Linked DNA regions of Homo sapiens: region 2 is linked to region 1. A link is a contact called in ENCODE Hi-C or POLR2A ChIA-PET data. All regions are on one chromosome and are shown on one strand. Each heading gives the region's core, a stretch centred on a gene start or an enhancer-like site at or near the end of the contact. The rest is flanking DNA. Distances are from core to core; before and after follow the strand shown. Region 1 holds the start of APH1B (aph-1B gamma-secretase subunit). Region 2 holds the start of ZNF609 (zinc finger protein 609).

Region 1 (3,683 bases), core at 389-2,888:
TCTGTTTGTACAATTCCTAAACTTCTATTAAATTTGTCTGCTTCCCTCCAGAGTCCTGCTAATTCCCTGAATCAGGCCACTGCCATCTCATGCCTGCGTTGCACTGAGGACCTCCAGTCTGGAAGCTCATTTTCCATATCTTTACAAAGCAGATCTATCACTCTGAACTGTTGTCTCGACCCGAGTTTTGATAGGTATTGTGCTGGGATCTGACCATTCAAAATACAATCACTGGAATCTGAAGAAGTATTCTGTGGGAGTGAATGGAAATATATATGACTTTTAAATGGGCAAAGGTAATGTTTTTCTGTAAGAATTAAATACCTGCAGTTGTATTATTTGAAGGTGCATTTTCAGGGGCGAGCTGCAAAACATCTGTCAGGTCCCAACATTTGTCTACTGGTGTTTTTTTAAATGTGGATTGCCAAAATCTTTATTCATGATGGACATTATGTAGGAGTGGTTAATACTTACATAGCACTTACCTGTGTCAGGCACACTGATCAAAATAACCGACGAAGTATTATTCAACATAAAGAAAAATCTAACTTGGATGTGAATGATCAGAGAACTTAAGTTTTAATTTTTAAACCTTTCAGAAATTGTTAATATAGATGTTTATAACTTCCACCTTTTAAATTATTTCACTTATTGAACAGATATTAGTGAACTTCTAGGTGCTGAGGAAACAACAAAGAGCAAAGCAAAGTCCCTGTCCCCCAGGAGTTCGCGTTTTAACGGGGAAGAAAAATAAGCAAGTGAAATGGACGACTGTGAGAAGACGGAGCAGGGAGATGTTACTATTGCTTGTAGGGTGGTCACAGAATGCCTGCAAAAACAACCCTTTTGAAGAATTGGGAAAAAAATAAAAACCATTTGGCTGAAACAGCCCTGAGAAGGGCAGCTTCTTCCACCACTCTTTCATCATTTTACCATCTGTGGGTTATCCCCGGGGTCACTGCTATCCCAGCCTAGGTTTTATACAGGATGGAGTACGAAGTTCCCGCAACTATCCAAACGGTAAAATGTGCTTAAAAAAAAAAAAAAACCTATTTAAAAAGGAATCCTGCTTGTTCCTGCGCTACATTTTTGTTTAGTCTCTTTGGTTGACTTGGAATCTCTGCCTGTTCTCGGTGCATGCGGCTCGAAGGTGGGCTAGGGAGCTTCCCTTCTCTTAACCACCTCGCGGCCGGCACTGGAACCCGATCGGAGTGTATCTGTGGGGCTGCGGCGATGGCTGGGGCCCTAACGTCGCCGAGGACGCCCGCCTCGGGAGCAGGAGCTGCGGCGTGGCCCTGGCGCTTCCGGACACCCGGTAGGGCGGAGGGCCCAACGGTGGGGTCCGCGCTCACCGCCTTGAGCCCGCCCCTGCGCCCGGCGCCCTCAGCCCACGCCCCGCCCAGTCCCCCAGGCCCTAGCGTTTACCCCCACGCCCCGCCTCGCCCCGCGACCCACGTACCCCGCCTCCGAGCCCCGCCCCCGCCCCCACGTGCCCCGCCCCCGAGCCCCGCCCCCGTCCCCGTGCCTGCCCATGAGCCGCGCCCCGCCCCCCGCGTCCCGCTTAGCCCCCCACCCCGAGCCCCACCCACCGAACCCCGCCCGCGCCGGGAGCATCTCGCGTCCCCAACGGGCCCCCGGGTCGGTTTCCGCGGTGGCCATGACTGCGGCCGTGTTCTTCGGCTGCGCCTTCATTGCCTTCGGGCCTGCGCTCGCCCTTTATGTCTTCACCATCGCCACCGAGCCGTTGCGTATCATCTTCCTCATCGCCGGGTGAGGCGGTCGCGTCGGGAAACCCGGACGCCGGGGCTCCCCTCCCCCGCTGGGGTTACCCGCGACCCTCGGCGCCCCCACCGCGCGGCTCGACCTTGTTGCGTTTCAGACGGGAGGAGGGTTGAGAGGGGGAGAGCGGAGATCCGGCTCCCCAAAGGCGCCTCGCCCTCTTAGGAAGAAGCGCACACTGGGGGTCAGGGCCTTTTGCCTGGGGCTCATGGGTGGGGTTTAGTGATCCGTGAAGCTACTAAAGTTGTATAAAAAAATTATGGATAAGTTCATATATGCATCCTTCATTTTCTGGAGGGGGAGTCCCTAATTTCCCTCAGATTCTCAAAGGCATGTGTAATCCCCAAAGGGTTAAAAACCATTGGCGTTTAGGATAGTAGTGCGCGACTTCCGCCTATTAGAATCACCTGTGGCCAGGTGCTTTAAAACATGCCGATGCCCACCCCCACCCCGATCCATTGAATCAGAATGTCTAGGGGATGGGATTCGGGCTTCAGAAAAAAAAAAAAAAATTTAAGCTCCTTTTGGATGGTTCCGTTGTGCAGCCGAAGGGTGGAAACCTGTAAAAACACCGAAGCACCTGACTGTGCGTCTCCTTCTGGGAGCTTGGTAAATACCGGACTCTGGTGTCCCATCGCAGTCATCACCTGCCTCTTACTTGCACATACCACATCCCCCCTCCTCTGATGAGTCTCTCTTGGCACCAGACTAGGCCAATGATTCCCGCTTTTCTGCGTTTCTTCACCTCCCACAAACGTATTGAAAGTGCTTCGCTGCATGTCATTTTAAAAATAATAGAGATTTGGGAAGGGTCTGTAAAGCTTGCTATAATCATTAGAATCCCCAGGGGTGCTGTAAGACCTGGAGGGCTTGGATACTGATCCAGATCAGAACACAGGTTTTCAAGTTGAATTTTATACCAGTCACTTTATTAATAGAGATGTAGATATTTTTCTGGAAAAGATACTCATCTTTGCAGATATCTGATCAGTAAATCCATAATTTCTTGTAAGTTTTAAGAATATGAAAATTGCAGTAATCAGGGTTGTGTATTTTCTTGTTTTGGCTCATCAATGGGCAGAGCATTGATTAGAAAGAGTAGCAAATAACCAAGTTTCTAGCTAGATAGTCCTTGGCAGATAGAGTCTGCAGATGTACTTGCAAGTAGCAGGGTCATTGAAAAAAGTAATTGTTGGGAAACCTCAGCCTTCCTCTTGGACACGTTTGTCTCACCAAGGAAAATGCACCGTTAAGAACAACTGATCAGAGTATCACTTTATGAGGACTTTCTTTTCCTTATTGAAACGTCAAGAAATCTCTTCCTTCTCAAGCAGGTTTTTTTTTTTTTCCTGCTTTTAAACATTATTAATCCTGTACTGATGTTCACTTGTAACTTTTTTTCCCGTATTTTTCAGAGCTTTCTTCTGGTTGGTGTCTCTACTGATTTCGTCCCTTGTTTGGTTCATGGCAAGAGTCATTATTGACAACAAAGATGGACCAACACAGAAATATCTGCTGATCTTTGGAGCGTTTGTCTCTGTCTATATCCAAGAAATGTTCCGATTTGCATATTATAAACTCTTAAAGTAAGTTAAATACCTGCCTTACCTTTTTTTTCCCCAGTTAGATTTTAGTTATGATTTGGTCATTTGAAACGTGAATATAGTATTGTATCTATGCCCTCCTACATAGTACTAAGCCAAGAGATTGGTACATTTCCAGCCTGAAAATCTTGAGTGTTCTTTTATCTTGTGGAAATTTCTTATTTCCTTCCTTTCTTCCTTTATTCAAAAAAATATTTCTTGAGAATCAATCCCAGACACTATCCTAGGTACTGGGGATACATCAGTGATTAAAAGACAGAGTCTCTGGCTTCATGGAGCTTATATTATAGTAGGAAGAGA
Region 2 (3,539 bases), core at 277-2,776, 1.2 Mb after region 1:
CTGTGAGATGCAGTTTGCCAACCCTTGGTCTAGAGGAACAGTAAATCAAAACTTAAGGTTTGTTTACTATGTGGGACATCTGATCACTTGAAAATTTTTAGTGGTTCTTCGAGGCTTGAGAACTTTCTCTGGCTGAAACTTGGAGTTCACTGCAGGAATGTTTACCTTCCTTTGTTCCCTATTTTTGCAGTCTAGTTCTCTCCAATGGCAGAGTCATGCTCCTTCAGTGGGAGATGACTACTGGAATGTTTAATCCTTAATTAAATCATGCCTAAGTCTAAAACACTAAACCCTTCTCTGTCTCCACCTGCTAAGTAGCTGAATCCTCACTTGTAACTTTGTCTAGTATACATTGGAAGTTCGCTGTCACCTGGGATCAGTTCTGCCCCTGTACTGTCTAACAACATGACTATTGGTGGACCAAAGAGAGATTATTTTTCCTAGACCAGAAAGGTTTACTTTTATCTTTAGCTATCAACCCCTCCCCCCACCTTTTTATGACCTCACTTTATCTCCAAGTCACATGCTATCTTGAGTGGCACTGTTGAAGGATGCCCCAGGATAAGGGAAAAAAGGTAAGATAAATGCAAAGCAAAATAAAATGGTCAAGGACACAGGAAGGACATAATAGGGGCTAGGATGTGGGAGGCCTTGAGAATTAAGGTAAATTTGTTTGCTATGGAATGAGATGGAAGTCTTAGGAGGTCGTCATGAATAGATGTTTCACAAGTGAAAGCTGGGTGGGAGGGCTCACTTAAACATGGACTGAATGCCTACTGTGCACTAGATAGTATGCTGGGCAATCAGAGATGAATAGCAGATAAGGAAAAATAAAAGCTACAATCCTTAGAATGGTGGGTTGGAGAAGGACAGAATAAGGTTTTTAGATAATAAAAGGCAACAAGATTTAGTGATAGAGGATGGTGAGGGGAAAAGGGATATATAGAGGGATTAGAAATGGGTGCTTTGGGGAGAAAAGCAAGTGGTAATCCTAAAAGAGAAAGCTGGAGAACAAAGGATAAAAAATTAGGAGGTTGGTACTTTGCTGAACTAAGGGGTAAAATGGATGAAACCATCAGGAGCTGTGATTGCTCTTCTGTTCTTTGTGGATGCCCATGTTCAGATCCCCTACGGCCCTTTCCTCTCTGTGGTTGAAGGACAACTACAGAAGAGGTGTCTTCTGTGTTATAAGGTGCAATACTCCCCCCAGAGACCTCTCTATGAGGAAGTCTGATCCAGCGAGAGTTCTACTGCCCACGAGGGGACAGCGTTAGGTTCGAGCTCTCTAATCCAGGTTTCTTTGAGTTTATCTTGGTTCTAACCGGCACGCCGGGTTTTCCAGCATTCCCTGAGCTAAGACTCCCTAATCTGGGCTCCGGGTGAGCGCGCATTCCGAGACCCAGGATTTCGCTCCTTCATCCAGGTTCCGGGTTTCCCCTGCGCTCACCGGCTCCAGACTCCACACAAGCGCGGAATCCGGATCCGAGGGCCTGGCAGTCCAGTGTCCGCGTCTTCCGGGTGACTCTGGTTGTCCCGGATCGCGGCGGCGGCGGCGGTGGCGGCGGCTGAGGGACCCGCGGCCCCGGACACAGCGGCACCGGCCGGGCGGGGCGGAGAGGCGCGGGGAGGGGGCAGAGAGCCAGAGCCGGAGCCGGAGCCGGAGCCGGGGTGGGGTGGGGGGGAGGGGCCGCGGGAACGGATGGCGGCCTGGGCCCCGTAGCAGCGGCGGCTCTACGGCCCGGGGCCCCGGGCGGGCGGAGGTGGCGGCTCCCGGGACCGGCCGCGCGGTGAGTCCGGAGCTTTGTGTGGAGCCGGGACTGGGGGAGGAAAGAGGCGGCGGCACCGATGGGGCGCGGGGCTGAGGGGATCTGATGGGGGCCGGGGGCGGCGGCGCTGCCTGACGGAGGAAGTGGGGGTTGGGGGGGCTGGGGCGGAGCGAGGGGAAGGTGTGTAGGGGGGGTCGTTGCGTGGGTGGGGGAGGGGGCGTCGAGGGGCGCGGGGTGAAGTTCAAAGCGTGGCCACGGCCGGTTCAGGCTGAGGGTAGGGGTGCCCGGGAGGGGATTAGGGTCTGGCTAGGTTATGGGAGCAGGCCAGAGAGTTTCTGAGGCGAGTCTGGGTATGTTGAGGGCGCTCGGGGCGACTGGGGCCAGTCAGGGAGTTGGCGGGGGAGGGGGGGCGGGGGCGGTGGTGGTTGTTCAGAGCATAGGGTCGGAAGCAGGACGTGTGCGTGACCTAGGAGTGGGGAGCAAGGTGGCTGGGATCCTGCAGTAAGTAGGTTGTGGGTGTGTGCCCCTAACAGTCTTCAGGTCACATTTACTCCTGTCCTTTTCTTCAAGATGGAGGGATCCCTGGGCCTGGACCTCAACTGCTATCCTTGTACCCCCGGGAGGGTTTGTGACCCTATCCTGTTTGGAAAACCCATGCTGCCCTCTTTTCCCTTTATGTGTAATTACGGTTGGATCATCTCTGTGCTTTGCTCAGATTCTCCTTCCTCCCTCTGGGGTTGAGGAGGAGGAGACACATCTGACCAATTAATGTGTGTTTGTGAAACAGGCAGCAGCAAACAGTCATTTCAGCTTCGAGGAATTAGGCTCACACAGGGTGGAGAGATCAGAGCCCTTCAGGGGGAATATTTCTGAACAAATCACGGATGATTAAATTCTCTAAGAAACAGCTCCCTACCTAAATGAGAGTGAGAAAGATAGGGAAGAAAGCCTGTCTGTTTCCAGCCATGTGTCCAGAGCCTAAGGGGTTGAGGAGAGTCCCCAAGCCCCTACAGGCCTCCCTTTTCTGTATTAGGCTTTGCTCTGCAGCCTTGAGTTAATTTCACCCCTGCTGCTTTGTCTTGGGGGAGGGAGTGCTGGTTTAGGCTGTTGTGAGGAGATGACTGTTCTGCTGCCACACACAATAGTCGTGTCATTTTATCGGGAGCGCTACCCCAGGGCTGAGAACTGCTGCAGCAGAGATAAACCGGTCCCTCTCACCCGCCTATTGTGTACACAGTGAAGGTCATAGGTTCAAGTCTTGTCTGAGAGCTTTGGATATGCTCCATCTCCCAGGCTCCTCAGTGCCATTTTCTTCCTTTTCCAGACTGGGGCTTGCCATTGGAGGAGGCCAGAGAGAAAGGCTCTTCTTTTTGAGTGAGGAACAATGCAGAGCTCATTGGCACACATTTTTCAGAAGAATAAGGGATGCCAGCCATGTTGTGCCTGCCTCTTTGGCTAGCCTGTACTAAGTTGTGAAGGAATAGTGTCTGGTAGACTCAACTACGATGTTTGTTTCAGACCCTTAAGGAAGAAGACTTCAAGGGAAGGTTCTACTCTTAGTTGAATCATCATATTTAATTCTTTTATATGAATGGAACACTCATGCAGTGATTTTTGTTTGTTTCCGAATACCACTAAAAACCTGTGCAGTGTTAAGATGGGGAGTCAAGCCCAGGTGTGGTGGCTCATGCTTGTAATCTTGGCACTTTGGGAGAATGAAGCCAGAGGATGGCTGGAGCCCAGGAGTTTAAGACCAGCCTGGGCAACAAAGCA

What was found. Hi-C counts contacts between places; a loop is a spot of excess contacts on that map. ChIA-PET counts read pairs that join two places held with the same protein, here RNA polymerase II (POLR2A). Pooled maps may share reads with other maps.
Region 2: a loop to region 1 is called in a pooled map, with 2.1 times the contacts of the local background. The contact joins the promoter of ZNF609 here to the promoter of APH1B in region 1. A Hi-C loop is called at or near these places in 1 of 168 maps with a recorded cell type or tissue (heart right ventricle) and 1 of 50 pooled maps. POLR2A ChIA-PET finds 5 or more read pairs at or near these places in 1 of 52 experiments (H1).

Annotation. Positions count from the first base shown.
Region 1 is chr15:63,275,967-63,279,649 of GRCh38, forward strand. It overlaps APH1B (aph-1B gamma-secretase subunit), which reads left to right and starts at 1,639. Exons shown (of 6, transcript NM_031301.4): 1 at 1,639-1,770; 2 at 3,195-3,365. The coding sequence starts at 1,658. It overlaps LOC124903504 (a long non-coding RNA gene), which reads left to right. Exons shown (of 2, transcript XR_007064674.1): 2 at 52-886. RefSeq lists silencers at 1,166-1,585, 1,666-1,945.
Region 2 is chr15:64,459,052-64,462,590 of GRCh38, forward strand. ZNF609 (zinc finger protein 609) reads left to right here and starts at 1,527. Exons shown (of 10, transcript NM_015042.2): 1 at 1,527-1,787. It overlaps LOC105370861 (a long non-coding RNA gene), which reads right to left and starts at 1,536. Exons shown (of 3, transcript XR_932367.3): 1 at 1,448-1,536. RefSeq lists an enhancer at 1,049-1,118 and silencers at 1,579-1,698, 1,759-1,858.